Regions from separate parts of the Homo sapiens genome. Here all the other regions are linked to region 1. A link is a loop called in an ENCODE intact Hi-C map of the cell type or tissue named here. Cell type or tissue: GM12878. All regions are shown on one strand. Each heading gives the region's core, and the rest is flanking DNA. Links, peaks and the distances in the headings are about the cores only. Region 1 overlaps DTX4 (deltex E3 ubiquitin ligase 4). Region 2 has its middle 4.3 kb from the start of OR5A2. Region 3 holds the start of TRK-TTT3-4 (tRNA-Lys (anticodon TTT) 3-4). Region 4 has its middle 71 kb from the start of MPEG1.

Region 1 (7,872 bases), core at 1,764-6,763:
AAGACAGCCAGAGCAGTCGTAGTGCCGTGACCGCCTCTGCTGGACTTGCCTTTCAAAACACCGTGAACTTCAAATTTGAGGAAAACTATACCTCGCAGAATGTCCTCACCAAGAGCTACCTCTCAAACCGAACCAACTCCAGGGTGCAGAGCATTGGAGGGGTTCCTTTTTACCCAGGCATCACCCTCCAGGCCTGGCAGCAGGGTATCACCAACCACCTGGTGGCCATCGACCGCTCTGGCCTGCCGCTGCATTTCTTCATCAACCCCAACATGCTACCTGACTTGCCAGGCCCCCTGGTGAAGAAGGTGTCAAAGACAGTGGAAACTGCTGTGAAGCGCTATTATACATTCAACACCTACCCTGGCTGCACAGATCTCAATTCTCCCAACTTCAATTTTCAGGCCAACACGGATGATGGCTCCTGCGAGGGGAAAATGACCAACTTCTCTTTCGGTGGGGTTTATCAGGAATGCACTCAGCTCTCAGGGAATAGGGATGTCCTCCTCTGCCAAAAGTTGGAGCAGAAGAATCCACTCACTGGTGATTTCTCCTGCCCCTCTGGCTACTCCCCGGTGCACCTGTTATCCCAGATCCACGAGGAGGGTTACAACCACCTGGAGTGTCATCGAAAGTGCACTCTCCTCGTCTTCTGCAAGACCGTGTGTGAAGATGTGTTCCAGGTGGCAAAAGCTGAATTTAGGGCTTTTTGGTGTGTGGCCAGCAGCCAAGTACCTGAAAACTCAGGACTGCTTTTTGGGGGCCTCTTCAGCAGCAAGAGCATAAACCCCATGACAAATGCACAGTCATGCCCAGCCGGCTACTTTCCACTGAGACTCTTTGAAAACCTCAAGGTATGTGTTTCTCAGGACTATGAGTTGGGAAGCAGGTTTGCGGTCCCCTTTGGCGGGTTCTTTAGCTGCACAGTTGGGAACCCCCTGGTAGATCCTGCTATATCCAGAGATTTAGGGGCACCGTCTCTGAAAAAGTGCCCCGGGGGCTTCAGCCAGCACCCAGCCCTCATCAGCGATGGATGCCAAGTGTCCTATTGCGTCAAATCCGGGCTCTTCACAGGAGGGTCCCTGCCCCCTGCCAGGCTCCCACCTTTCACCCGGCCACCCCTCATGAGTCAGGCTGCCACCAATACTGTCATAGTGACCAATTCTGAGAATGCGAGATCCTGGATTAAAGACTCCCAGACCCACCAGTGGAGGCTGGGAGAACCGATAGAGCTGCGGAGGGCCATGAATGTCATCCATGGGGATGGTGGTGGTCTGTCAGGAGGGGCTGCAGCTGGGGTCACAGTGGGGGTCACCACCATTCTGGCTGTTGTTATCACCTTGGCCATCTACGGCACCCGGAAGTTCAAGAAGAAAGCATATCAGGCAATTGAGGAAAGGCAGAGTTTGGTTCCAGGCACTGCAGCAACTGGAGACACCACTTACCAAGAGCAGGGGCAGAGTCCAGCTTAAATCTCTCCCCGAAAATGGTTTCTCTCATCTCCAGTGTGGTCATTGCTGACCACTCTGTTTTCCTAAGCATTGAAATGGCAAGTGCAACCAAAAGTAGGTATATTCGTGACTTCTTGTTTAGGTCTCTGGGCCAGGAAATTCATACTGTTACATGGATAAGGTTGGGATTGGGGAGAGGGAACAGTTGGGACTAGAAGCAAAAGTGATTCTGGGACTAAAATAGGAAGCAGATGTCCTTTCCCAATGTGTGTTGCTGTCTTCACCTGAATGCATTTGTGTAAAAATAGCGGAGGGACAATGTGAACATTTGTATTTGGAAGCTATGAATTTACTCTGAAGTTTGCAGTTGTTTCCAATTTGTGAGCTCTAAGAGTTTCTGCCTGTAAGAACTACTCTCCTTTTATTTTGATTTTTAAAAACCTGTCTGAATTTCACACTCTTAGAGCCTGGAAGAGCCCTGAAAAGACACAAGTCTTGCCTGGCTACTGCTTTTTAACTTTGAGGGCTCTATGTTGACAGACTGTTATCTCCTCTGGGTGACCTCAAACATCTGAAAAGAAAGATGTTGCCTGTGCCAATTCCACTTTTTCCAGCTGCCCCTTGATGAACACTCCCTTATACCAGACCACTCTTGGACTTCTGACTGGTGTCATCAAGTCCTCAGAAAATATTTTAAGTTATTTTAAGTTATTAAGGAAGGGATGATTTGGAGACAAGGAGTAATGAAAGATGGGTAAAAACTGGAAAAGATTCTGGTGCTAAGTACTACCCCTTCATCTTCCATGGATGGTCATTACCTTTCCTGTCCTCCTGTTATATGAACACACACACACACACACACACACACACACACACACACGCACACACATACCACATTTCAATAAGTCTTCATTGTTCTGGGTCCTTACCTTTCCTGTCCTCCTGTTATATGAACACACACACACACACACACACACACACACACGCACACCACATTTCAATGTCTGCATGGTTCTGGGGGTAACAAAGGCAAGAAGTTAAAGTAAGACCACATTTGAGTATTACTTACTCTGTAGAATCAAAACAGAGTAGTTAACACCAATTATGCAAACTACTTTTTTTTCCAGCAGAAAGGGAGCTGACATGATCAAATCCATGTTTTCAAATGAACTGAAAAAGGCATCCAGCACCACTTATAACACATTTATTTCAGTTCCAGGCTGACAGCCCTGGGGCATCTAGCAGGATGCATAATTGTCATCTGGTGAGAGTTGGGACTTTGCTCAATTTTAATACCAATCTCTCCTGATTGTAATTACCTCCACTACTTTCATGATCCCCCTACAATATTTTTTTAAATGATATATTTATTCACTGAATCAAATGTCATTAATGAGTTATCTTCTGTGGAGGATGACTGTTCTCTTTGTTAATGTTCACAATCAAGATCTTGGGCTGAGAAGAGGCCCTTCACCCAAGGAGTTTGAAGTATCACAGTGTGTGGGAAGGTGGGAACCAGGATACCCATTCATTTCCAACCGAGACACAGAGAAGTGAGTCACAGAATTTGAGCCCGCTCTCTTGACTGCCCAGCCAGAGACACTGATTTCTGTAACCTCTTCACTTGATCCTGCCTCTTAAGCATTAAAACATTCTCCTAAACCTCTGAGTGTTTTGTGGGTTCTGGGTGTTTTGTACATTTTAGCCAAGCTAACCACTTGTCTGCAAGTACTGACTTTCCTATGAATTCTTTGAAGATTATTGAGTCAGAAAGGAAAAATATAGCCCCAAATTCCCAGGCTTTTAATGCATTACATTAACTGCCTATTGAAATGAGAAGTTCTTCACAAACTTGTATACCCACTAACAAGATTGCACATAAACATGCATTAAAGTATATACTAAGAAACCCTCTGTCCAACGGCTCATGCATATGAAGTCCGAACATGGGAGTTTGCCAATTGCATTCATCAAGTCGTTTTGCGGAGTCAGATCCCTGATGGAAGAGCTCACAGGCTCTGCCTTCCAAGTCCTGGGTTCCTAACTGGTGACCTTAGCCTGGGGTCTGTGGGGAGACCAACCCTGGCTTCCAAGAAAACCACATTCCATGGACTATCAGAAATAGACACAGATTTGGGTGACAAAGCTGGCTCTGTATTTGCATTTTATTTTTGTGTTCTTGTCAGTTTGGGAATGATTAATATTAAACATTTATTTGAGAAACAACAGCCTGTAAATAATTTAAACACACACTATATTGCAGCCAGGCAAAGAGACCTTTAAAAGTGAATATTCGTGATTCTAAAAGTGTTTTTCTCCCACACGTTCACTTACTCATTTTCCCAGCAATGTGGTCTGTTCCTTTAGGCAAACAAAGTCTAGCCAGGTCAAATGTGTGGGTGGGTAATATGTGGAAAATTTGTTTTTAAGTGGTTGGGGAGGGACTTCCCCCACCCAGTGGCAGGGCTTGTGGTTGCTTACAGACTCAGGGAGGTAACCCAAATCCCTCACAGATAGGTGCACTAATCTACAAACAGCAGAAGGCCAACAAGAGTAACAATTTTGTGGTTGTTCATTTGCCATTTATTGTTCTGCAAAGACACCTCATGAGCACCAGGTGGCGATGTCCTTTCACGGAGCAACACCAAAGACTTCAAAAACATTCCAGTTACAAACAGAACAATTCACTTAGGACATTCACCTGCCTCTCCCAGAACCCCCAATCTAATGCCGGGGACCACAGAGAAGGAAAGGGGTCAGGGGTCCTTTCTTGTACCAGTGAGCCTTCCCCCAGTTTTCTCATGCACACAACAGTGCAATACCAAGACGAGTACTTTTGACCAAGTATAAAACCACAGAGAAGACCAAAATGTACAAAAATGGGAAGAGAATGAAAACACAAAGGCACACGCAGCCACAAATACACAATTAACCTTTTAGGGGATGAGCATCTGACGAGGTTTGTCTCCAATCCAATTTGTCATCCCTGGAGACTCTGGAAGGGAGAAACTAGGCTGCTGGTGCTAAGACCATGAAAGGGAAGGCATGGAATCCCCTACTTGGGCCAGGAGAGCAGAGCAGAGCTTCTAGTGGGAAAACACTCTGTGTCAAGGTAGTAGATGCACAGGGCTCAGCTGGCAGGGTTCTCACTGAAATCTAGACTGCACCTTTCCAGGTTGGCACAAGACAAAGGGCAGAGGAATGCTCCCCGCCTTGCCGGGCACAGTGTTAGAAAGGAAATTCAAGATCCCTACTGCCCAGAAAGCCACACAAGAACAGCACGAGGATGAGGTAGCCCCTACTGGGCATCTGCAGAGAGGACAAGAAAGGGGGCACAGACACAATCAAAAGCCCAGGGGAAAAGGCTTGAAGGTATGAAGTCGACCTCTCCAAGTGGTATTGCCACAGGCACAGCGGCTCCCTTTCCATCTTGAGTCTTCTTCCTTCTGCTCCTGGCCACCCCCTTCCCCACCTATACCTTCTTCTCCCTGATGTGGGGAAACTGATCTCTCCCCAGTGCCTAATTCCATTTTGAAAGTCTGTCTTCTTTTCTTCCCCACCTCCTACTGCCTCATTGTGTCTTTCTTCCCATGGACCCTCAGCCTATTTCTGCATCCTTGCGGCCAAGAAGCTCAGCAGATACTTGACCAGTGTGCGAAGGTAGAGACGGCATGAGGCTCTCCAAGTAATCTCTGTACATGGTAACCTGACAAAGGGCATGGGTGTGATATTAAACACCGCAGGGATGTCTCTTCCATTTAGTTCAGGTGTTTCCTTCCTAACTATGGCAGGAAATTGCCCTGTGGTGCAGTAACCTTGGGACCAGTCTCCTGGTCTGCTGGTGAGATACAATGGCTGCCTGCCGACAGGAGACACAGGGACAAGGATGGCAGAGCAATTCCTCCCATCAGAGCTCCCTCTGGTGGAGCTGATCAACATCCCTGTAACCATTTGGAAAGAGAGCAAAGGCTCAGCACCAGCACATCCACAGAACTGGGTGACAGGCAGGTGAATCGACTGACAGGCAGGTGAATCGACTATCCACCCCAATGTCAAAATGGCTGGAGGCCTAACAGCAAGCAGCTATGGGGCTGGCTTTATGAAAGATTGGCCTCCAGTTCCCATCTAAGTACCATTTTTGAAGGTTCTCTTGTTTCCATTTTTCTAGCATCAAAAACCTTCCAAATATTATGAAATATATATGCATATATATATATATATATATACGTCAAACCCCCAAAACATGAGGTATATAAATTCAAATTAGTATCCAGAGGAACTTCCCCCAAACACATAGTTCAAAGAACCCACTTTCAAAGGGGGAATTGGGTTTCCCTTCTTGATCCCCCCTGTTCTCCTCCCTGGCCCCCAATTCGTTCCTTACTGGGAGCCAAAGGCAATAAGAATGTTGGGGAGGAGATAGGGTCTTGGGACACAACAAGATGCAGATTGGACCAGACCATATTGTGATCCCAACTCCATTAGGAATGAGCTAAAGAGATTCTCTCCCTGCTGTAAGTCAATCTATAATAGATGAGGGAGATGAGGGACCCAGCAGCTCTGGGCTCTGATTAGCAAATTTGCATGGAAACAGATTGAAGCCTTCATAGAAACAAGACTGGATGGAGATGAGCTCTGATCCAATCTTGAAAAGAAATATAAAAGGATGAGTTCAGCCCTCACCTCATTGCATCTCCCCAGGCACAGTTCTGTCTTCATTGGGGTTTCAGTTCACTACGGGATAGGTTGGCAACAGGTGAGGAACGTCAAAGGACCACAGCCTGGCTGTTGGAGCCCCATCAGAACTGGGGTTTGGCATCTTGCAAAACAGAGTGCAGGGACATGACGGGCCTTCCCTTCAAGCTGGCCCAGCAATGCACACACGCCCACACACACACGCGCATGCACAGACACAGAGGGCACAGAGCCCAGCATGGGCTCCACTCACAGTGACTCGATGAAACTCATGGAATCTTTGAGCTGGTCTAGAATGAGTTGGGAAGAAGGCTGTGGGCTCCTCTCCCTGAGGACAGTTCAGATGCTCAGTGGGATGCAGGCTCTGGTTTGATCAGAGAGGGTCTAGAAACAGCATCATGGGATGCCACTCCAAAGAGGAACCCCAGAGTCCATCCATCCACATGAGAGAACCAGATGCCTCTTTGGACAGGTGAGAGCTGTGAGGAGGAGAGGAGGGCCCAGAGAAGCCAAGGACTGTGATGACAGCAGAATGTGCTCCCAGAGGCTTTTCCTTCTCCGACCCTCTTGGGAAGAAGTGCTTCCTTGCTCTACACCAAGGCATCAGTTTCTGATGTCACAGCAGTTTAGTGATTCACCCCTTTGCCCACCCCCCAACCTTGCACAGTGAGAGCTCCCTGCCTCCAGCAGAGGGAGAATAGCAGAAACTCCAGTCTCAAAGCAGAGTGGAAGTAGCAAGAAGCCGGCTGAGGCAAGAAACCCCGGCTTCCCAAAGCCAGGATATGGAGTGCCTAAGCACTGCCCATACCCTAGGTGTGCTGACCATGCCCCTACTTGGGAGGTGGGGTAGGGAGGGGATTCCTGCCTACCCAGCACCAAAAACTCCATGGGAACAGACCCAGGATGGCCCTCATCCCATCTCCCTTTGTGTTGGATGAGATTTATGAATGATGTCGCTATATTCAGTCTGGCTCCCACTGTGGTTGGGAGGGATGAGGGATGGACACAGGGCAGGAGGGGAGGATAGAAAGTTGGGAGGGCAGGACACCAACTTCTTCTACATTGACTCACTCTCCTCACTTCCTGTCCTGCAGTCTCCATGGCCCCTCCCACCTCAAAGCTTTTCTGGCCTCAGTCCTTCTCCTGGGCAGTGCTGTCCTCAGAGATGCCCTGGGCAGCCAGTTCAGCCAGCACATTATCCAGGTAATTGGCATCTGGGTAGCCATGGCCAGTGAGATTAGAGCCAAACTCTGTCTTGTGGTGGACCTCATTCCAGATGACGGTGTCTGACTCGCCTGTGGTGCTGGAGGTGCCAATGGCAAAAATGAGGCGGCGATCCCAGGCCACGAGCAGCAGCTTCAGAACCTAGAGGGATAAAAGTGGGACATGAAAGGCAGACATTAATTGGCAGTCAAAGACTATCCCTTGGACGGTAGAGAATCCTCCCAAGGGCCCCATCCCTTCCTGCATCATGATACCCTAAGCAGCCCAGGGGAAAGAAAGAGATTTGGACTTGGAGTTTGGGAGCTACAGGCTGAGTCCTGGCTCTGTCACTGAATAACTGTGTGACCTTGGAGAAGTTATAGCACCTCTCTGAACATTAATTTTTTTATGAAATGGCAATGGTACAATCTGCCTCTAAACGTTGTGAACATCTTACTGGACACTCCATGAAAAGTATTTTCACACCAGTGCCTACAACGCACTAATTGATAAATGTTATCTG
Region 2 (7,872 bases), core at 1,431-6,430, 220 kb before region 1:
CTTACTATATGCTACTTGTTTTTTATTTTTATTTTTTGCCATTCTAATAGATACAAGTGGGGTTTAGTTTTGATTTTAATTTCTATTTTGTTAATGAATAGTGGTGTTGAGTATCATATGTCCATCCATGTATCTATTTTGCTGAATTATATGTTCACATATATTTTGCCCATTTAAAAAATTTCTGAAATGTAAAACTTAGTTTTGAAAGTTCTTTATATATGCTACATACAATTCCTTTATCAAATATATAATTTGAAAATATTTTTTCCAATCTGTAACTTGTCTTTTCATTCCACTAATATTTTTTGAGAGCAGAATCCTCAATTTTTGCAATGTCTCATTTATCATTTTTCCTTTTATTAATTGTGTGTTTGGTGTAACACCTAGGAAATCTTTGCATAATGCAAAGTCATAATGATTTTTTTCTATGTTTTCCTCTAGAAATTTTATAATTTATATTTTACATTTAGTTGTATGATTTAATTACTTGTGTATGGTGTGAAGTAAAAACTGTTTCATATTTTGGCACAGTGGCATCTAATTGTCCTAGCATTATTCGTGGAAAAGTATATTCTTTCTCATTTGAGCTGTTTTTTGCATATTGATGAAAGTCATTTGATTGTAAGTATGTGGGTCTATTTCTGTTCTTCAGAACAGAACTGTCTATTCTGTTTCATTGATATATGTATTCTTTTCTTTCTCCAATATCATACTTTCTTAATTATTGTAGCTGTATGCGTATCTTTTTAAAGCAAGTAATGTGTGTCCCTCAACTTTGTTCTTCTATTTCAAAACTATTTTGGCTCTTCTAGTTCCTTTATCTTTCCATAAATATTTTATTTTATTATTTTTATTTTTTCAAAATGATCAGCATCAACATAAAAATTTTTAGAATCAATTTGAAAATATCTACAGAAAATCCTGTTGATATTTGATTTAAAATGTATTGAATATAGGATCTATTTTGGGGGAATTGATATTTATTATGGCACTACATTGAGTCTTCTAATCCATACACATGCTATATATCTCCACATATTTAGATAATTGGTTTCTTTCATCAGTGTTTTATAGTTTGCTGCACACAGATCTTGTACTTATTTCATTAGGTTTATACCTAAGTATTTCATGTTTTTAAAAATGCTATTGTATTGTAAATGATACACTTGAAAATTTCAATTACCAATTATTTACTAATAGTGTTCAATTACTAATTGTTAATTACTAGCTCAATTACCAATTGTTTACTACAGTTAATTTTTATAATTTGACTGTTTATTGGGGCACTGCTTAACTTACTTATTAGTTCTTGAACCTATGCTATAGATTCTTTGGGATTTTCTACACTCATATTATTTGTGGATGATATGGTTAGGCTTTGTGTCCCCACCCAAATCTCATCTTGAATTGTAATCCTCAAGTGTTGAGGGAAAGACCTGACGGTAGGTAACTGAATCATTGCGGTAGTTTCCCCCATTCTGTTCTCATGATAGCGAGTGAGCTCTCATGAGATCTGATGGTTTTATAAGGGGCTCTTCCCGCTTCGCTGTCTCACTCTCTCTCTCCTACTGCCATGTGAAGGAGGTCCTTGCTTCCCCTTCACCTTCCACCATGACTGTAAGTTTCCTGAGGCCTCCCCAGCCATGTAGAACTGAGTCAATTAACCTTTTTCCTTTATATATTACCCAGTCTTGGGAAGTTCTTTATAGCTATGTGAAAACAGACTAATACATTGTATAAAGGAAGTTTTATATTTTTCTTTGCAATCTATGTAACTTTTACTTATTTTTCCTGCTTTATTGATAAGAACTCCAGTACAATGTATAAAATGAATGGTGAGAGCAGACATCATTGCCTTTTTCCTGATCTTAGGAGAAAAACATTTAGTTTTTTACTAGTAAGTGTCATAATAGCTGTAGGGTATTTTTGTTATTAACCTATGAACTATATCAGATTGCAGGTGTTCTTTCTAATCCTAGTTTGCCAAGAGTCTTTATCATAAATGGATGCTGGATTTTTTAAAAGACATATACTGAATTGATTGATTTTATATATTTTCTCCTTGATTTTCACTTTATTGATAAAGAGAGATTCATTGACTGATTTTAAAATGTCGAACCAGACTTACATATTTTTGAGGATAAATCCAACTTGGAAATATGTATATAATGTATATCCCTAACCAGGTAGTTGGATTTGAGAGAAGGTAATTCCCAAAGAACCTAATTCTAAGAGAGAGAAGAGAACAAGAGCCATGCAGTCGATCTTCAGGAGTGGAATCCTAAAGCAGAAGCAGTTGCAATTTTCAATTCTAAAAGCCAGGGTAGCCATGGGAGGCAGTTCAATAAAGACATAGCCAGGAGTTACTCTGGTACCAAGGAGGAGTCACCAGCTGCATTTGTTTATTGTTTTCTTGCCTTCAGCCCTCACAGTTGTAGGTGAAAATATGTTATGTATGTATGTGTATGTGTGTGTGTGTGTGTTGGGGTAACAGAATGGACATGAGAGATGGTAGGCTCGTTGTAATCGTCAAAGATTCTCTCTCCCTCTATACCCTTACATGTGGGAATAATCCTCAAAGTCTTGTCTGTGGTCTGTTTTTCATCTTCTACACATTTTACCTAGGCTCTTTCCTCTTATCTCAGAGTTTAAATTAATAATGCTATGTATAACCACTGTTCTTGCCCACATCAGCTGGAAGACTGAAACATGATCACAATAATAGTTATCAGACAAAGTTTCCAGGGTGTCTTACTACCCCAGATTCCTTTGAATTCCTTCTATACCCACATAGTCCTCAAAATTCCTCCTAGTTCTGGAAGCCATCAGGGAGTGGCTCACATACTCTTTGTATAATAATCTACTATTGTGTTATCTATTGTTTTCCTTCTTTCCTGTTATGGATCAGGATGGTATTTCCTGCAGATAGTCACCATGTCACTAGCTCTGATGCACAACAGTGTCTCATGGCTAAGATGCTGGCATTGAAGACACAGGTATCTGCATTGAGAGCATCATACCCTGATGCTACCCAAACTGCTGGCATTAGTACTACTTGCACGTCAATACTCTTTTCAGTTTCTTTTTTCCAGCATTCTTTTCCCAGTCCCTTTGGGCCAGGACTCAGGAATGTGTCTTTGGGCTGGGCTGAAGGATAATTTAAGTGATAGAAAACTGGTTCTTTCCAGAACCTCCTTTCTCTTCTGAGCTCAGGTCATTGTTCTGAAAGTAGATGAGTACCTTGTGATTCTTTTCTTTTGAGATGCTCCCTTTAAGAGTTCCTGAGGGAAATTCATTTCAATGGATGTTTAGTCAGTGCAATGTTCAAAGCCTTCTTGGAAAATTTATACTCATGATGTTGTCAATTCATATGAGTCCTCAAATACCCTGATAAGTAGAGAAAATTGTGCTTTATTTTTTGCATTAACATTATTTAAAATCTTCACTGCAACTTTCACTATATCAATGATTAAGCATATTTTCATTTGATTTGGAATTAACACTTAAAATTTCCTAATGATTCATTTTTTAGTTTAAGTTTTACCTAGCAATTTAATGAGAGTTTAATATTTTCAAGTGTTTTTCAGGGGCATAAAATTTACATTATTTACAAATAATTAGGGCTATGATAATACTAAGTACATGAATAATAAAAATGACCCTGAAACCTAAGGTAATTGTTTATTAAAAAATACTGTGCCAAGATTGACTAAAAATGAAAGTTTTTGAAAACCATATCCAAATTAGATGACATTTTAATGAAAACATATAGCTAACTGGTATTTAATAAAAACATATAGTTAGCCAGGGACAACAATAATATAGATTCTCATGCTATTTCTAATAAACTAATTATCAGAATATTACAGCTGGAGATGTTTCTTCTGAGACAAATGGGCAATTTAAAAATCAACATGATAACCCCTCATGTTTGAATAGATTATATAATGGTTTTCATATAGATTGTATATTATATGCTCTTCACACAAACATACAATGTTGATATATTTGGTGCACTTTCAGAGATAAAGGAAAAGCTTATGTAAGATCAACTGAGGCATCCAAGACCACACACTGGCAATCGGATGGATTTCAGCCCATGACGTGTGGTCCCCACTACCAATTATTTTTACTTCTGATGCCTACTCTTCTCATTTGCTCTCTTGTTATGTCATTGTATCTCTTTTTAAATATTTAAAAATCTGCTTTAAAAAAATTATACCATGAATGTAAACTTATGACATACCTGTTTTCAGTTACGTCACCCTTATCCAAACATATTTGCTTATTATTGTTATTTACCATTTACATTATGCTTAGTATGTTGCCCCTCTCCCTGATCTAGTTTATTTCTCAGAATTGAACTTCATGATAATATTGAGTTCAGGTGCTTGAGAAGCACATGGTACAGTGCTTGGATCACAGTGAGGATGTAATGTGTTTGAGGATGATCAATCACTATTGCAACTGACCCTACAATTTAGGCATATTTCCACTAGGTGGCAGCAACATTCCATACGGATAAAAACCAATAGGTGCTTGGTTTTGACAGACAATGGTTTAGTAATTAAGTTATCTTAGCAGTAATCATGCTGTTTGAGTTTTTAGAGGTTTTCTATTCTAGCTCTTTGGTTTCAGAATAAAAAAAGTTGAGGTCCAGAGAGGGGTCAAGAGAGATCAACAGCGCAATCTGCCATAGTAGAATGGGAATTATAATTCAGGTCCTATGATGCCTTTGCGCTTTCCCTCTTGTATAAATTGTTAAAGACCTCTAAAACTTTTCAATATACCTTCACTTTGGGTTTGTTAGAGATGTCTTGTGAAAACACTTTGGATCCATATCAGGTTGAAATTTTTCCTAGTCGCTAGTGGAAGAAATGCACCCTGAGATAACTTTTCAAATTCCAATTTGAGAGTTAAGATGTTTTACTACTAAGGATATTTGGATTTTTCTCTGGGTTTTCTTTGAAATGATTCAAGTAAACTCATTAAAATAGCTATGCTAAAATGTTAAGCTAAAATGAAAGTAAATCATATTTCAGGAGATGCTGTCAGAGAACAAACTCTAAGATGCATAGAATCCTAGGGAGATAAATTTTGAGTTGAACATCAAAGCACTTCCAATTCTAAACACTTATAATTCGATATGGAGTTTATTTGCCTTTATGTGCTATTTGCTTTCATACTTTTTTATTGTGGTAAAAAGCATATGACATTAAGTTTACCATCTTTATTAGTTGGGGTTCTCTAGAGAGACAGAACCAGGAGGATGTATGAATAGATAGACAGATAGATGAATAGATGGACAGATATTAACAGATGGGTAGGTGAGAGTGGGTTTATCAGGAGAACTGGCTCATGAGATTATGGAGGCTGAGAAGTCCCATAATGTGACATCTGCAAGCTCAACAATCACAGAATCCTGACTTCCTGAGCATGGTTCAGTCTAAGTCCAAAGGCCTCCAAACCAAGAAAGCCAACGGTGTAACTCTCAACATGAGGCCAAGCACCTGATAAATTAAGGGGCTACTAATGCAAATCCCAGACTCCAAAGGAGACCCTGGAGATGTGATGTCAAAGGAAGAGAGAAAGATATCTCAACTTCAGAGGAGAGAGGGGGAATTTACTTTTCCACTGCTTTTTTGTTCTTTCCAGGCCCTCAACTGATTGGAGGGTGCCCATCAACATTGAGTGAGGGTGGATCTTCCTTACTCAGTCCACTGGTTCAAAACATCCTCTGTCTTACAGACATACCCAGAAATAGTGCTTTACCAGCTATCTGGATATCTCTTAATCCAGTCCGGTTGACACCTAAAATTCACCATCACATCATCTTAATTATTTTTAAGTGTAAACGAGTAATATTAAATATATTCATATTGTCCCGTAACATATTTCCTTTGCTACTTTCTGATGTTCACTGAAACTTCTGCTATTTTGATCAAATTTGATTTTTTAAAGTAAGGGCATGAAGAGTTTATGGTTTTATCCAGATGGATTTAATAGGATGACTTTCTTCCTCATTCTCAGATTTCTTATAGACTAGGTTAATAAATACATTCTGAGTCCTCATTCTGCATTTTTCTGTCCAATGCAGACATTGTTAATTTATAATTTGTTCTTTTTTTATTTCAATAGCTTTAGGGGTACAAGTGGTTTTTGATTACATGGATGAATTCTATTAGTGATGAATTCTGAGATTTTAGCGTACCTGTCACTCAAACAGTGCACACTATACCCAATATGTAGTCTTTTATTCCTCATCCCACTTCCACCCTTCCCCCTGAGGCCCCAAAGTCCATATCACTCTGTATGTCTCTGTGTTCTCACAGCTTTGCTCCTACTTATAAGTGAGAACATACAGTATTTGGTTTTCCATTCCTGAGTTACTTCATGTAGAATAATGGCCTCCAGCTCCATCCAAACTGGTGCAAAAGAAATTATTGCTCTTTATTCTTAAGATTCTCAATCTTACTTTGTAGATAGTCATTATCACTATAATCAGAGTTGCCATGACAGATGAAATCTATCACTACCCTATCTTATCAGCCTTTTCTTTTTCTTTTTCTTTTTTTTTTTGAGACGGAGTCTCTCTCTGTCGTCCAGGCTGGAGTGCAGTGGCGCGATCTCGGCTCACTGCAAGCTCTGCCTCCCGGGTTCATGCCATTCTCCTGCCTCAGCCTCCTGAGTAGCTGGGACTACAGGTGCCCGCCACCACGCCTGGCTAATTTTTTTTTTGTTTGTATTTTTAGTAGAGACGGGGTTTCACCGTGTTAACTAGGATAGTCTCAATTTCCTGACCTCGTGATCTGCCCGCCTCGGCCTCCCAAAGTGCTGGGATTACAGGCATGAGCCACCGCGCCCGGCCCTTATCAGCCTTTTCTAATCCTAGAAAAATGTATCCTTCATAACTGTGAGATCTACCTTTTAAATTTCCCAGATCTTAACTCAGTATCAAACTCTTTCATAGTTAGTTGGGGTTTACTCTTTCAGCATCAGAATTTCCTAGGACAGTTTATCTTCAAACTTAGATAAGAATGTTTCTTTTGAGGATGGACTTCCTTGCCTTTTCATGTTCACAGTTGATTCTTGAAGACATTTACCTCCGTTTCTGTCAACAGTCTTAGTTGCTAAATTTCTTCCCTAAATTAAGCCTGTTACCTTGTAAGTCAAGAGTCTCAGTAATTATACCCCTTTATATAGAAGACATTTCTCTCATTTAATTTTTTTTCTTTTGAGACTGAGGATTGCTGACTTAGTCTCCATGAAATAGATGAATTCATTTTTTATAAACTTTATTTCTGAAGAAAACATTTAAAAAAACAGGAAATCAATGTTTTGAAACATCAGACTTTCAGGGCTGGAGGAATTCTTGGAGAGTGAGCCCAATTCACTCAGGCTGGAGGGGTTAATTGACTTGCCCACAGTGACTCATCCAGGTAGTGGCATTGCTGGTAGTAGCACCCAAAATATTAAAAAGAGAAAAGAAGAGCCCCATCAAGCCCTTCATCCCATCCAGCCTCATTAAAAAAAATAAAGAGAAAAGAAATCTTTTCATCGTGATGCAAATAAGTCACAATAAAAAGATAGAAAGGAAAGACATATTTTTGGCCATGACCCAAGAAACAGAGTTAATGACATCATTAGTTTACATTCATTGAGTGATTTCTGTTTGTTAGGCACTGTGCTAAGCCTTTCTTATTCACAGCTTATTTAATTATCACAACTCTGTTGAGGTAGGTATTCTTGTTACACCAGTTTTACAAATGAGGGAGTTGATAAGTTTAAGACATTAAACAACATTGAACATGTTTATATTGATAAAAGGGCAGAGCCAGAATTTAAACCCAATTCTCAGAGTTGGAAACA
Region 3 (7,872 bases), core at 1,139-6,138, 350 kb before region 1:
ATGAGTCACAGCCCCTGGCAATGAAGGTATTTTTTACATGTGATTAACGTTTAAATCAGTAGACTCCAGGTAAAGAAGATCACCCTTTATAATGTGCCTCATTAAATCAGCTGAAGCCTTTAAGAGCAAAGACTGGAGTTTCTGAAGAAGAAGGAATTCTCCTAAAAACTTTGCTATAGGCCAGGCGCGGTGGCTTACGCCTGTAATCCCAGCATTTTGGGAGGCCGAGACGGGCAGATCACCTGAGGTCAGGAGTTGCAGACCAGCCTGGCCAACATGGTGAAACCCCATCTCTGTTAAAAATACAAAAATTAGCCAGGCATGGTGGCGCATGCCTGTAATCCTAGCTACTTGGGAGGCTGAGACAGGAGAATTGCTTGAACCTGGGAGGCGGAGGTTGCAGTGAGCCAAGATTGAGCCACTCCACTCCAGCCTGGACAACAGAGCAAGACTCCATCTCAAACAAAAACAAACAAACAAAAAAAACTTTGGTATAGAAAACCTGCCTTCCTGAGTCTCCAGCTTACTGCCCTGCTGAATTTATTTATTTATTTATTTATTTATTTATTTATTTATTTAATTTTTTGAGAGGGAGTCCTGGTCTGTCACCCAGACTGGAGTGCAGTGGCGCCATCTGGGCTCACTGCAACCTCTGCCTCCTGGGTTCCAGAGATTCTCCTGCCTCAGCCTCCCAAGTAGCTTGACTACAGGTGTGCACCACCACGCCTGGCTAATTTTTGTATTTTTAGTAGAGACGGGGTTTTACCGTGTTGGCCAGGCTGGTCTGGAACTCCTGACCTCAGGTCATCCACCCGCCTCAGTCTCCCAAAGTGTTGGGATTACAGGCATGAACCACAGCACCTGGCCTGCCCTGCTGAATTTAAACTCAAGATGGCAACCTTAACTCTTATCTGAATTTTCAAACCGTTAGTCTGCCCTACAGGTTTTGGGTTTGCTGACCCCCACAATGTGTGAACCGAGCTCTTAAAATAATCTTTCTCTACCTCTGTTTCTATCTGTCTCTGTCCTACTGGTTCTGTTTCTTTGGAGAACCTGACAGCATGCTTTAAAGTGTTACTTATACACACAGGTAAGAGTGAAGAATGAGATTGTTACTATTGTTCTGAGCAAAAGCCAACCACCTTGGGACCAAAAGTGGGAGGCATATTCCTAGGAAATGTTGGGCCTAGCCTTTGCCCTAAAAAGGCAAGCCCTGTCTGTTTTCAGCCTGAAGAGGAGAGGGGGAATCCTGGTGAGAAGCATTTGGAATTCAAGCTCAGAGAAGAAGACACGGTATTTCTGGCTGAATCACATTTCCTGCATGCCTGCACACTCCTACTCACCTTTCAAGGCACAGTTCTAATGCCTTACCCCCTGCCAGGTGCTACTCTGCCTTCCTTCTAGTGATTTCTCTGGGTTACCAAAGGTCTTGCATATTTCTCTATTAAAGCATTGATTAAAAGCCATCTCGGCTCACTGCAACCTCTGTTTCCTGGGTTCCAGCGATTCTCCTGCCTCAGCCTCCCGAGTAGCTGGGACTACGGGTGTGCGCCACCGCACTTGGCTATTTTTGTATTTTTTGGTAGAGACCAGGTTTCACCATGTTGGCCAGGCTAGTCTCAAACTCCTGACCTCAAGTGATTGGCCCGCCTCGGCCTCCAAAGCGCTGGAATTACAGGCGTGAACTACTGCTTTGGCCAAGCTGCATTCTCAAAGGTGTAAAGGGTAGAAGTATATACCACCCGAAAATATGCCACTCCGGCCTAAGGATTATTTTGCGCTAAAGGCAATTGGGAAGAAGCTGATTAAAATAAAGCTCCATAGCCTCCCCCTATCTGCCTAAAAGCAGGATATACATTTACAAAGTCGTTCCTCCTCCTTTCTCTACCAGGAAGGACAAAGGTTGATAACCTAAGACAACTTTAGGTCCTTAACAGCTTGGAGACGTGAACAGAGGGGACCACAGAAGTACATTTAACAAGCTTTAGGAACCTGCCTTTATCTAACATTAATTTCCCATATATTTGCTTTCCCACAATTTGCTGTCCCTGGAGACCCGAGGTCCTTTCTTTTTGCTTTCTTTTTTTTTGTTTTTTTTGGGACAGAGTCTCGCTCTGTCGCGCAGGCTGGAGTGCAGTGGCGCGATCTCGGCTCACTGCAACCTCTGCCTCCGAGTTCAAGCGATTCTCCTGCCTCAGCCTCCTGAGTAGCTGGGATTACAGGCGCGCGCCACCACGCCCGGCTAATTTTTGTATTTTTAGTAGAGACGAGGTTTCACCACATGTTGGTCAGGCTGGTCTCGAACTCCTGACCTCAGGTGATCCGCCCACCTCGGCCTCGCAAAGTACTGGGATTACAGGCGTGAGCCACCGCGCCCAGCCTTTAAGGTCCTTTTCCTTTGTGTTGTCACTTCTCCAAAAACGTATTGTTCTTTGTTGACGATGCTGTATAAAATGGAGTTCTCAGCCACACCTTTAGAATTACTCATTCCCTGGGTATGTCCCATGTATATATGAAATGCACATGTTAATACACTTGTTTTTCTCTTCATTCTGTCTGTTGTTACAGGAGTCCCAGCTGAGAACTCAAACTGGTAGAAGGAAGATTATTTTTCCTTCTCTATAGGTGCTTGGAGGTAACGAGGGGAAAGGAGTTGAAAGGAAGGTGACATTTCAGGTATTGATGGGACAGCACGTGCGAGGCCTAGAGGACTGAAAGTTCTTGATGGGATCTGTCAGAAGAAAACAGCTGCGTGTACAGGGGAGAAGTGGGAGGGGCGGGTCGGCTAGCGAGCTGAGACGGAGCTGCGCGTGCGTCGAAGTCGGGGCTGTGGGGGCGGGGTGGGTCCGGGGCGCGCTCACCGGATCGCCGGCGAGCTACGGCTACCACCCGTCATCTCTTTTCAGCTAATCTGCTTCGCGCTACTTTTTTGAGGTGGGCACCTGGGATGGAGGCAAGGAATCACGAAGTGGCGTCTCCTCGGAAGGGGCAGCCTGATGTCTTTAACCACTGAACTGTGGTTTCCAACTGGATGCGCTTTGGGTTCAGGGCTAAGACACGCGTAGGCGGTGCAGACAGTTCAATTCGTGGGCGGCTTTTTCTCTCCCCTGCGCGGTTTTGCAGAACTGAGGATTCACGTTTGCCACGCAGTCTCTAAATGTAAGGAGAACTTGCTTTATTTAACGAATGTGTATTCAGCTGCCAAAGAACAAGCTAATCACCCTTCCTCCCCACGCCCGACTTAGCCTCCTCCCAGCCCTCGCCGGATTTCTGCATCGGAATTGGATTGGATCACACACAAAAGAAGAGCCCAGGAACTCGTTCACCACCTTGCACCTTGCCTGTTAGTTCACGGCATAATGGTAACAGAGTCTTCATTAATGGAAGCAACGTTACTACCGTGAGCCCGGATAGCTCAGTCGGTAGAGCATCAGACTTTTAATCTGAGGGTCCAGGGTTCAAGTCCCTGTTCGGGCGGTATCTTTTTTTTCCTCATTAAAAGAGTAAGAACCAATTTTAGGATCTTTTGTTTGTTAACACACTGCAAAAGAAGGGAATAAAGTCCTGGATTGTGTAAACTGCGACCCCAAACACTTCTCGGAGGGTAAGCCCTCTATGGGGATAGGCCTTTGTGCAGAGGTATACGGGAAACTTCTAATCCATCACTTTGGGGGCTGTAATAGGCAGATTATTCTGTAGCCACCAGCCGGGCTGCTGTATCCCAACAGCGGATATATCAAAGGACCAGGCCGCCACAGTGACAGCCTCTCTTCGCTCCCCTGTGATGGCTCCTGCTGACCCTCCCTCTTGGGTTCTCTCCGATTGGGTGCCTGAGGAATATGGCTGGGATCCTGTACCTTCCCAGCCCTCCTTACTACCTTAGGAAAGAGTTTTCTGCACTATAAAAAGGAAGTGATGATCATCTAGAAACTGAAGCCCCAAACTGAGCCGTTCCCCTCATTAAACCAGGTCAAATCCACCCCTGACTCCCCTCTCAAAAGTGTGATCTGAACAAAGGAAGAAGTTGAGGTGGAGACAGCAGCTTCTGTTGGTGGGAGGAAGAGGGTGTGTATTAAGAGAGAGCGTATTCAAGGGACTGAAATGGGAAAAATGAAATGTTAGTGCTCCCCTACTACAAATTAAAAAGGTAAACAGGCGATCTTAGCGCTTTGGGAGACCGAGGCGGGCGAATCACAAGGTCAGAAGTTCGAGACCAGCCTGGCCAACATGGTGAAGCGCCATCTGTAGTAAAAATACAAAAACAATTAGCTGGGCGTGGTGGCCGGCGCCTGTAATCCCAGCTACTCGGGAGGCTGAGGAAGGAGAATAGCTTGAACCCGGAAGGCGGAGGTTGCAGTGAGCCGAGATCGCGCCACTGCACTCCAGCGCGGGCGACAGTGCGAGACTCTGTCTCAAAGAAAAAAAAAGGCGGGGTGTGGGGAAACATCGGCTTCTGCAGCGGTTTTTAGAATGTAAGGTCATCAAGGTGAGCTAATTTCCCTGTGAAGTGAAGGGACCGGTTGCATCCCTTGCTTGGCTAATGATGGAGCCTTCCTGGCTTCAGCCAGGCAACAGAAGAAAGTCGGTCTTGATCTCCTCATTGACAGGATGGGGATGTGGGCTGAACGTGTAAGAGGCTGCCCTCTTAGCTGGTGGACTGTGGTGCCCAGTGAGTCCTGATTAGTGGGGAAAGGCCAGGATGGCGACAGCACCCAATCGTGAGGCAGGGCCTTCACCCTGCCCACAGGAATGCTCTACCGTGGTCCACACAGATCCCAGCATTACCTCCCGCTCTCTAAAGCTCAGTTTCCCCAGGAGAAAGGGAATAATAATAGCTTCCATCTCATAAGCTTGTGATAATTAAATGGGATACCAATGCATGTACTGTGCTTAATAGCCTAAAAGCAAGCATTCAAAACACGGTAGCCATTATTATAATTATTGTTTTTATTTTATTTTCCTGTGAAAACCAGAAAACCTGCTAAACAAATTCTGAAAGAGCTGTAACACTGTTACCATAATTCTTAAAGAGCTTTCAATCTAACGATGAAACAACAGATACATATTGTAATAGGAGAGGAACCATTACAAAGAAATATGTGCCCAATATGCCCATATTCAGATGACTCGAGTTGACTAGTATGTGCTGGAGGGACAGCGATCCTCGCTGCTCCTAGGAAGAGTGGGCTGGGTGGGCGAGGCGAGCTTCTTTATTGAGGAAAGTAAATCTCAGGGTTCAGAAGGCATTCCAGGGAGAGAAACAGGTAAGTTTCTCGAATTTTTCTCCTTCTTCCTGAAGGAGTCCCTTCGAAAGCGATCAGTTCCACTTTTGGCGATCTTGAAAAGGGGAATCTTTTTACTCCAACCAGTTTCTGAATGAGCAAGAACAGACCAGGCTGGAGCGAGAGGACAAGGGTGGAGAGCTCTGGGTCCCCCCAGTCTTTCCTCCTTTCCCTCCTCCAGTTCATTCCCTCTCCAGCCATGGTGTTTAGTTTAGCCTTTGATGCTTTGGAGCCTCCCTAATAGTTCTAGGTGATTGGTGGCACATTTGTTATTCATTAAAAAATTTGTATATTATCATATCAATTAAAGGCAGGCGTGGGGGAGGACGGAATTGAATGCAATGCTGTAGATCCCTGCTGGACACACAGTAGGTTCTTAGAAAGCGGCGGTTCTTACTCTTATTAGGGCCCTGGGAAGAGAGAAAGCATGAGGAAGACAACACAATGTGGCCTGGGAAAAGGCAGAACGGGAAAGTTTCCTCACATGAAAGGAATTAATTTTCTTACTGATTGCTCTTAAAACCTCAGGGCTAAAAATAATACAGTTTGGAAGGTGAAATGAAGAACTAAAAGCCTGGAAGTGGGAGGAAACAGGATTATTATTATTGTTATTATTATTATTTGAGACGGAGTTTCGCTCTTGTCGCCCAGGCTGGAGTGCAATGGCGCCATCTCGGCTCACTGCAACCTCCGCCTCCCAGGTTCAAGCGATGCTCCCGCCTCAGCCTCCTAAGTAGCTGGGATTACAGGGGCTCGCTACCACGCCCGGCTAATTTTTTTTGTATTTTTAGTAGAGACGGGGTTTCACCATATTGGCCAGGCTGGTCTCGAACTCCCGAGTTCAGGTAATCCACCCGCCTCGGGCTCCCAAAGCGCTGGCATTACAGACATGAGCCACCACGCCCGGTTTTTTTTTTTCTTTTAAATTTCCTTGACAGGGCGGGACTGTCTCATGTCTTCGCCGAAATAGCTCAGTTGGGAGAGCGTTAGACTGAAGATCTAAAGGTCCCTGGTTCGATCCCGGGTTTCGGCAGACCTTTTGTTGGCTCAACCCCTTTGAACAGACAGGGCTACGGTCCACTTCTTAGCCTCTCTGGAGGCTCGCCTCTCTCCCCAGTACCCTTGCACGTTTGCACCTACGCCATACACACCCAGAGACGGCTGTTCTCCTTGTCTCTTAGGCGGGCAGAAACTAATGAGACGAAGTATTTAGTAAGGTATTATAAGGATGCAAAGAATAAGCTCGAGAAATCAGAAGTCAAAGTCATTATGAGGATGCATGATGAACTTAAGCCTCTCAAAGGAATCAGAAGTCGTAGAATGATTTCTTCCCAGTTCCGTAATCACCCTATTTATACTACTGGATGTTAAATGGCAATACGTGGCACAAGATTTGTTATTGAGGTGGCCAACACGCCTGTTCCACAGGCGGAAGGTCTTGGGTTTGATCACCAGTATAGTCAGCTCTCTGGGGCTGCACGTTTTTTCATCGACGACAGACATGAGGACAGTGTTCAAAAGCATTAGTCTTTACCGCAAGAGACACAAGTCAGGGGCCCACCAGAGCATTAAGAATCTGGTGAAGGACTGCGTCCAGTTGGAGATGTAGGAATCTTGCGTCTTTACGTGTCTTCATCTGAAATATTTCTTGAGTCTCAGTTTCCTCATCGCACTTTTAATAAAAAGTGCCTGAAAACATTCCTCGGTGCCAAAAGCTGCACAATTCTTGCCAAGAATATTACTAATTGTGACTCTGACGATGTGTTTATTGATCTGTTTTGAATATAAAATACAATTTAAAAGAAAAAATATCCTAAGACAAAGCAACGTATAAAGGTTGGAAAAGAAAAGCCTGCTATTGGAAGATAAAGTTTCTTGGCATTTTCCACACGTTTCACTTCTTCCGGTAAGAACCCACTAGCAAGTTCTGGTTTCCCTCAAGGAGGAGGCACCCCAAGCGGGTTTCACATAACGTTCCTTTCTCTCAGCCTCGCCCAAATCCATTTTATTGGAAACTAAAACAGCATCCGCCCGAACAGGGACTTGAACCCCGGACCCTCAGATTAAAAGTCTGATGCTCTACCGACTGAGCTATCCGGGCCCCTGAAGAAAAGCGTTTGCTTAGTCTATCCACAGGAAAATAGGCCACGTGGCCGCATTCTTTCCCTTCGCGATTACAATTCTGAGTCTTTTTGCTGATTTCTTGAGAGATGAACCGGCAAAATTGACAATGAGCAGGCGTTCAGCAAAATCGAGTCTTCATTTCTCCTTTTCTCCCATCATAGACGATAAAGACCCAAAAAGTAACCTCCTTCCTGACCTGCTCCGCGCCCTTACTGGAATTTCCCAGGAGGAATCCTCCCAGATTTAAGACATTTGACCGGGCCTCCGGGTAAACAGCGGGATTGCTAATTCCAGTTTTGGTCTTTGAGGAGTCAGTCCTAGAGCTTCTTGTGGGAGAAGCAGTGATGAAAAATTAGGTTTCCAATAATCGATTGGACTCAGTAAGTGGCTACTTACTGAGTGCAAACCGCACTCTCGGAACTAAGCAAGTACTGGGGCCGCAAAGACAAAGTCTCGGCCCTCAGTG
Region 4 (7,872 bases), core at 1,518-6,517, 76 kb before region 1:
GTTCCAGGCGGCAAAGGGTGAATTTAGGGCTTTTTGGTGTGTGGCCAGTAGCCAAGTACCTGACAACTCAGGACTGCTTTTCAGGGGCCTCTTCAACAGCAAGAGCATAAACCCCATGACAAATGCACAGTCATGCCCAACTGGCTACTTTCCATGGAGACTCTTTGAAAACCTCAAGGTATGCGTTTCTCAGGACTATGAGTTGGGAAGCAGGTTTGCGGTCCCTTTTGGTGGGTTCTTCAGCTGCACAGTTGGGAACCCCTGGTGGTTCCAGCCACATCCAAAGATTTAGGGGCACCTTCCCTGAAAAAGTGTCCGAGAGGCTTCAGCCAGCACCTAGCCCTCATCAGCAATGGATGCCAAGTGTCCTACTGTGTCAAGGCTGGGCTCTTTACAGAAAAGTTCCTTCCCCCTGCTAGTCTCCCGCCTTTCACCCAGCCACCCCTTATGAGTGAGGCTGATGCCAACACTGTCATAGTGACCAGTTCTGAGAATGCGAGATCCTAGATTAAAGATTCCCAGACCCACCAGTGGAGGCTGGGAGAACAATTAGAGCTGCGCAGCACCATGAGTGCCATCCATAAGGATGGTGGTGGTCTGTCAGGAGGGGCTACGGCTGGTATCGTAGTGGGAGCCACCACCATTCTGGCTGTTGTCATCACCCTGGCCATCTGTGGCACCCGGAAATTCAAGAAGAGGGGATACTTGGCATTTTGGAAGAGGCAGAGTTTGGTTCCAGGCACTGCAGCAACTGGAGACAATCCTGACGAAGAGCAGGGGCAGAGTCCAGCTTAAATCTCTCCCTGAAAAGGGTTTCTCTCATCTCCAAACAGCATGGTCATTTCTGATTACTTCTATTTTCCTAAGTGTTGAAATGGCAAGTGCAACCAAATCACACAGAAATTTGTGACTTCTTGTTTAGGTCTCTGGGCCAGGCAATTCATATTGCTACATGGACAAGGGTGGGGTTGGGGAGAGGGAACAGTTGGGACTCTTGAAGCAAAAGCCATCCTGGGACTAAAATAAGAAGCAGGTGTCCTTTCCCAATGTATCACTTTCTTCACCTGAATGCATTTGTGTAAAAACAGAGAAGGGGGAATGTTAACATTTGGATTTGGAAACTATGCATTTACTCTGAAGTCTGCAGTGGTTTCCAACGTGTGTGCTGTAAGAATTTCTGCTTAAATGCATCTCTCTCTCCTCTCCCACACCCCCTTTAAAGTTGTCTGGATTTCATGCTTCTAGAGCCTGGCAAAACCCTGAAAAGACACAAGTCCTGCTTGGCCACTGTTTTTTAACTTTTAGGGCTCCCTGTTGACAGACTGTGTTATCTCCTCCATGTCATCTAAACAGCATCTGAAAAGAAAGATGTTGCCTGCACCAATTCCACTTTTTTCTAGCTTCCCCATGAAGTCTTCCTTAGACCAGACCACTCTTGGACTTCTGACTAGTGTCATGAAGTCCTCCAAAAATATTTTAACATACAAGCTTCTATTAGTAGGTCAATGGGGAAGGGACAGTTTGTAGACAAGGAGTAAGGAAAGACAGATAAAAACTGAAAAAGATTCTCATGCTCAGGAGAAACTGAAATTCTTACCCACAACCAACTACCTGATTCCGTCCTGTTAGCTCATCACAAATGGGGCATTGAAAGGAGCTGTAGATTTGGATAGACCAAATTTTATGGTTTTATGTTCTATGTTACCAAAGTACAACCCCTTCCTCTTCCAAGGATGGTCCTTACCCTTCCCGTCTTCCTGCTATATGCACACACACACACACACACACACACGCACATGCCACATTTCAATAAGTTTGCATTGTTCTGGGTGTGAAAAAGGCAAGAAGTTAAAGTAAGCCCACATCTAAGTATTATTTCTTCCCTAAGACCAAAACAGAGTAGGTAACACCAATTATGGACCCTACTTTTTTTCCCCACAGAAAGGGAGCTGACACGATCAAATCCATGTTTTCAAATGAACTGAAAAAGGCATCCAGCACCATTTGTAACACATTTATTTCAGTTCCAGGCTGAGAGCCCTGGGGCAGTTAGCAGGACACATGATTGTCAGCTGGCAACAGTTGGGGCTTTACTCAATTTTAATACCAATCTCATCTGATTGTAATTACTCCACCACTGTCATGTTCCTCCACAAAATGTTTTTTAAAGGATACATTTATTCACTGAATCAAATATCATTACTGATTTATCTTCTATGAAGGATGACTGTTCTCTTTGTTAATGTTCACAATCAAGATCTTGGGCTGAAAAGATCATCCAAGGAGTCTGAAGTATCACAGCGTGTGGGAAGGTGGGAACCAGGATACCCATTCATTTCCAACTGAGATACAGAGAAGTGAGTCACAGAATTTGAGCCCTGCTCTCCTGACTGCCCAGCCAAGGACACTGATTTCTATAGCCCCTTTACTTAACTCTGCCTCTTAAGCATTAAAACGTTCTTCTAAACCTCTGAGTGTTTTGTGGGTTCTGAGTGTTTTGTACGTTTTAGCCAAGTTAACCACTTGTCTGCAAATACTGACTTTCCTATGAATTCTTTGAAGATTATTGAGTCAGAAAGGAAAAATACAGCCCCAAATTCCCAGACTTTTAATGCATTAACTGCCTATTGAAATGAGAAGTTCTTCACAAACTTATATTCCCACTAACAAGATCGCACATAAATATGCATTAAAGTATGTACTAAGAAACCCTCTGTCCAACGGCTCATGCATATGAAGTCCGAACATGGGAGTTTGCCAGTTGCATTCATCAAGTCGTTTTGCGGAGTCAGATCCCTGATGGAAGAGCTCACAGGCTCTGCCTTCCAAGTCCTGGGTCCCTAACTGGTAACCTTAGGCTAGGGTCTGTGGGGAGACCAACCCTGGCTTCCAAGAAAACCACATTCCATGGACTATCAGAAATAGACACAGATTTGGGTGACAAAGGAGGCTCTGCATTTACATTTTATTTTTGTGTTCTTGTCAGTTTTGAGATGATTAACATTAAACATTTATTTGAGAAACAACAGGCAGAAGCAACAATTCAAACATACTTCATATTGTAGTCAGGCGAAGGAACCTTTAAAAATGAACATTCACAATTTTAACGATGGTTTTTCTCCCACATGTTCACTTACTTATTTTCCCAGCCATATTGTCTGTTCCGTTAGGTGAAGAGTCTAACCAGGTCAAATGTGTGGGTGAGAACAATGTGGAAGATATATTTTTTAAGTGGGTGCTGAAGGGACTTTTCCCGCATCCAGTGGTAGGGCTTGTGGTTGCCCTCAGGAAGACAACCCAAATCCCTCACAGAATAGGTGCACTAATCTACAAAAGGCGGAAGGTTAACAACAGCAACAATTTTGTGGTTGTTCATTTGCCATTTATTGTTCTGCACAGACACCTCATGAACACCAGGTGGCGATGTCCTCTCTCAGAGCAACACCAAAGACTTCAAAACACTCCAGTTACAAACCGAACAATTCACATTAGGACATTCACCTGCCTCTCCCAGAACCCCCAATCTAATGCCGGGGACCACAGAGAAGGAAAGGGGTCAGGGGTTCTTTCTTGTACCACATGCGCATTCCCCCAATTCTCTCATGCATACAATAGTGCATCACCAAGACGAGTACTTTTGACCAAGTATAAAACCACACAGACAACCAAATTTAACAAAAAGCGGAAGAGAATGAAAACACAAAGGCACCCACAGCCACGTATACACAATTAACCTTTTAGGGGATGGGCACCTGACGAGGTTTGTCTCCACTTACATTTGCCATCCCTGGAGACTCTGGAAGGGAGAAACTAGGCTGCTGGTGCTAAGACCATGAAAGGGAAGGCATGGAATCCCCTACTTGGGCCAGGAGAGCACAGCAGGGCTTCTGGTGGGAAAACACCCTGTGTCAAGGTAGTAGATGCACAGGGCTCAGCTGGCAGGGTTCTCACTGAAATCTAGACTGCACCTTTCCAGGTTGGCACAAGAGAAAGGGCAGAGGAATGCTCCCCGCCTTGCTGGGCGTAGTGTTAGAAAGGAAATTCAAGATCCCTACTGCCCAGAAAGCCACACAAGAACAGCACGAGGAGGAGGAAATCTCACTGGACATCTGCAGAGAGGACAAGAAATGGGGCACCCACACAATCAAAACCCCAGGGGAAAAGGCTTGAAGGTATGAAAACGACCTCTCCAAGTGGTATTGCCACAGGCACAGCGGCTCCCTTTCCATCTTGAGTCCTCTTCCTTCTGCTCCTGGCCACCCCTTTCCCCACCTATACTTTCTTCTCCCTGACGTGGGGAAATTGATCTCTCCCCAGTGCCTAATTCCATTGTGAAAGTCCGTCTTCTTTTCTTCCCCACCTCCTACTGCCTCACTGTGTCTTTCTCCCCAAGAACCCTCAGCCTATTTCTTCACCCCTCTGTGGCCATCTTTCTGTGGCCTAGAAGTCCAGCAGATACTTGACCAGGTTGCTAAAGGCAGAGATGGCATGAGACTCTCCAAATTATATCTGGTAACCTGGCAATGGGCATCGGTGTGACATTAAATATCGCAGGGATGGCTCTTTTATTTAACTCAGGTGTTTCCTTGCTGAGTGTGGGAGGAAATTGCCCTGTGGTTCAGTAAGCTCGAGACCATTATCACTCTGGAGGTACTTAGGCAGTCCAAAGCAAATAATTATCTCATTGATTAGTACTTTTATTACCTCAGAGGCTTTCTCTGTCTGGCATGGGAATACTTCTACCCACTTACTGAAGGTATCCACCCATACGAAGAGATGCTGGATGTCCCTTATCCTTGGAATATGGGTGAAATCCATCTGCCAGTCTTTCCTTGGAATAGAATAGCATCCTATTCTTTGTGTTCTGGGGGAAGAATCTGTTAGTTGGAGTTATTTTTAAGGCAAGCCTCATAAACATTAAGTATCTGTTTGATCGTTTTAAATAAATTTTTACCTATTGCCATCCTCTGATTGTCACCATCCTGAGAGCTGAAAGCTCTTTCCCTGAGAGGTGGTCCATTATGTCTCCACAGGAGAATATTGAGGGTTTTTCTTTTATGGAGCCCTTCCAGATCAGGGGGACCTCAAGTGGATCAGAAATACGGGGCACTCTTGCTGCCAATTTAGCTTGGTCTGCCAACTTACTTCGCTCAGCTATTTTATCTGTCCCCTTTTGGTGGCCTTTACAATGTATTACTGCCACTTCCCATGGAAAGAAGATTGAGAATAGTAGCCTGTCAATTTCCTGATGGTGTTTAATGGGAGACCCATTGGCTGTGAGGAAGCATCTCTCTTTACAGATAGTGCTAAGGGCATGGAGAACTAAGAAAGCATACTTAGTATAAATATTAATTGCTGTATTAGAGTTCTCTAGAGGGACAGAACTAATAAGATATATATATCATATATAAGATATATATGATACGTATCATATATATAAGATATATATTATATGATACGTATCATATATATAAGATATATATAAAATATATATATGATATATATATAAAATATATATATGATATATATATATATATATATATATGATTTTCTTATTAACTCGCATGATCACAAGGTCCCACAATAGGCCATCTGCAAGCTGAGGGGCAAGGAAGCCAGCCTGAGTCCCAAAACTGAAGAACTTGGAGTCCAGTGTTTGAGAGCAGGAAGCATCCAGCATGGGATAAAGATGTAGGCTGCGAGGCTAGGCCAGCCTAATCTCTTCACGTTTAGCAGGGCTGGCAGTTGATTAGATGCTGCCCACCCATATTAAGGGTGGGTCTGCCTTTCCCACCCCACTGACTCAAAATGTTAATCTCCTTTGACAACACCCTCACAGGCACCCACAGGATGAATACTTTGGATCTTTCAATCCAGTCAAGTCGACACTCAGTATTAACCATCACAAGTCCACCACTTGTCAACTTGAACCCATACACATCTCCTAAGATCATACATAATCTTCAAAAAGGACAATAATAAAGTCATAACTACACCTAACATAATACAACTATCCTTCATACAACTGGAAATGCACCAATCCCCAACCCAAATACTATTACATAAAGTTAACAATACTTAAATTCTGATATGAAGTCAAAAAATCTTATGTCACATGATAAAGGAAAACTGAAATGAAATGAAGATATTTTCTTAGTAGAAGTGTGTACATGCACAAACATGTTTTTAACAAAAGAAGGAGGAAATCATAATGACAACTACAGTCCTCATTTCTGCAGCTCATTATATGGTCATAGCTGGTATTGATAACTACTTTCTTCTACTACCCATTCTGTATTCCCTTTGCCTTCAGCAAGCACCTCAGCAGGTTGTGGATTTTTTCCTGGTGGAGTGACCAAAACCTTTATTTCTGAAGGGTCTGGGCCATTTGTAGTTCTGCCTAGATTGGACTGTTACAGTTTTCCATTGACCTTAATCACAGGGTATGGCAATACTAAGGAGAGACCCTAATGGATCTCATGTATTCCATGCATACTCTTCCTTACCTCCATTGTGGAATAGTAGACTGATTTCGTCTTGACAGTCCGGGTTAATCACCCCAGCCAACACTGTAACTCCCTTCTTATCCTGTTGACTTAAAAGTAGGAGGAGCTCAAAGTGTCCAGGTGGCAATCTTAACTTCCAGTTTAATGGAATCATTGTTGTGTCAGCTGGTGGCAGCCTTCCTCCCTCTGGAACTAAGTCCTCTAGGCCAGCAGAACATAACATTGTGGAAACAGGAAGTAAAAATTTTGCTACTGAACACTAGGGGTGGTGGTGAGTGGTGCCATTTCCACTTTCACCCCTTGATTCCTGGACCCGTAAATCTTGGCTGTGGGAGAAACATATTGGATGCTGATTCAGAGCATACGCAGCCTTCTGGAGAGCTTTGTCTCAGCCCTGCAAAGTATTGTCACCTAGTTGACATTGTAGTTGTGACTTCAAAAGGCTATTCCACCGTCCTATCAATCCAGCTGCTTCAGGATAATGGGGAACATGGTAAGACCAGTGAATTCCATGAGCACAAGTCAACTGCCACACTTCTTTAGCCATAATGTGAGTGCCTTCATCAGAGGCAATGCTGTGTAGAATACCACGATGGTGAATAAGGCATTCTGTGAGTCCACAGGTGGTAGTCTTGGCAGAAGCATTGTGTGCAAGGTAGGCAAACCCATATCTGGAGTAAGTGTCTATTCCAGTGTGGACAAACCTCTGCCCTTTTCTTAATGGAAGAGGTCCAATATAATCAACCTGCCACCAGGTAGGTTACTGAGGCTGATTACTCTGAGGATTAGTGCCATATCGAGAGCTCCGTGTTGGTTTCTGCTGCTGGCAAATTGGGCACTCAGCAGTGGCCATAGCCAGTACAGTCTTGATGATTGAAAGTCCATCTTGCTGAGCCCATGGGTAACCTCCATCCCTACCACCATGGACACTTTGTTCATGGGCCCATTGAATGATGACAAGGGTGTCTGGGGAAAAGCTGAGTGGTGTCCACAGAACTTGTCACCCTATCCACTTGATTATTAAAATCCTCCTCTGCTGAGGTCACCCATTGGTGAGCACTCACATGGGATACAAATGTCTTCACAGTTTTTGACCAGTGAGAGAGGTCCATCCACACACCTCTTCCCCAAATTTCTTTATCATCATTTTTCCAATCACGCTTCTTCCAAGTCCCCAAATACCCAGCCAAACCATTGGCTGCAGTCCATGAATCAGTATATAATTGCACATCTGGCCATTTCTCCTTCTATGCAAAGTGCACAGCCTGGTGCACTGCTCGAAGTTCTGCCCACCGGGAAGACTTCCTTTCACTGCTTCAGGGATGTCCTAGAAAGGGGCTGCAGTGCTGCAGCTCTCCACTTTTGG

Evidence for each region. Peaks named below come from ENCODE experiments on the same cell type or tissue, not always from the same donor. Only the 100,000 strongest peaks of a DNase experiment are listed, where the experiment ranks them.
Region 2: a loop joins it to region 1, with 6 times the contacts of the local background. A loop is called at or near these places in 18 of 110 quality-filtered maps.
Region 3: a loop joins it to region 1, with 4 times the contacts of the local background. A loop is called at or near these places in 3 of 110 quality-filtered maps.
Region 4: it touches region 1 in a loop (6-fold over the local background); 52 of 110 quality-filtered maps call a loop at or near these places.

Annotation. Positions count from the first base shown.
Region 1 is chr11:59,204,315-59,212,186 of GRCh38, reverse strand. DTX4 (deltex E3 ubiquitin ligase 4) reads right to left here. Exons shown (of 9, transcript NM_015177.2): 9 at 3,599-7,511. The coding sequence ends at 7,278. MPEG1 (macrophage expressed 1) reads left to right here. Exons shown (of 1, transcript NM_001039396.2): 1 at 1-3,677. The coding sequence ends at 1,472. Among named protein-coding and RNA genes, the nearest start is that of MPEG1, 4.7 kb to the left of the region's middle. In GM12878, for the core only: CTCF peaks have their summits at 4,068 (motif pointing right) and 5,369 (motif pointing left); a DNase peak (open chromatin) is centred at 3,956; H3K4me3 peaks cover 2,698 bases; H3K27ac peaks cover 3,247 bases.
Region 2 is chr11:59,426,746-59,434,617 of GRCh38, reverse strand. No RefSeq gene overlaps it. Among named protein-coding and RNA genes, the nearest start is that of OR5A2, 4.3 kb to the right of the region's middle. In GM12878, for the core only: a CTCF peak has its summit at 4,500 (motif pointing right); a DNase peak (open chromatin) is centred at 4,497.
Region 3 is chr11:59,555,940-59,563,811 of GRCh38, reverse strand. LINC02739 (long intergenic non-protein coding RNA 2739) reads left to right here. Exons shown (of 5, transcript NR_187292.1): 2 at 1,228-1,293; 3 at 2,569-2,676; 4 at 2,935-3,159; 5 at 3,246-3,514. TRK-TTT3-4 (tRNA-Lys (anticodon TTT) 3-4) reads left to right here and starts at 3,405; the gene lies at 3,405-3,477. It overlaps LOC102723575 (a long non-coding RNA gene), which reads right to left. Exons shown (of 4, transcript XR_950136.2): 4 at 3,066-3,153. TRK-TTT5-1 (tRNA-Lys (anticodon TTT) 5-1) reads right to left here and starts at 7,383; the gene lies at 7,311-7,383. It also overlaps TRF-GAA1-3 and the pseudogene RNU7-58P. RefSeq lists silencers at 6,267-6,396, 7,233-7,423, 7,407-7,456. In GM12878, for the core only: no CTCF peak of the experiment used is centred there; DNase peaks (open chromatin) are centred at 2,731 and 3,351; H3K4me3 peaks cover 2,953 bases; H3K27ac peaks cover 1,240 bases.
Region 4 is chr11:59,280,262-59,288,133 of GRCh38, reverse strand. It overlaps the pseudogene LOC643709. Among named protein-coding and RNA genes, the nearest start is that of MPEG1, 71 kb to the right of the region's middle. In GM12878, for the core only: a CTCF peak has its summit at 3,419 (motif pointing right); DNase peaks (open chromatin) are centred at 3,543 and 3,931; H3K4me3 peaks cover 1,718 bases; H3K27ac peaks cover 1,633 bases.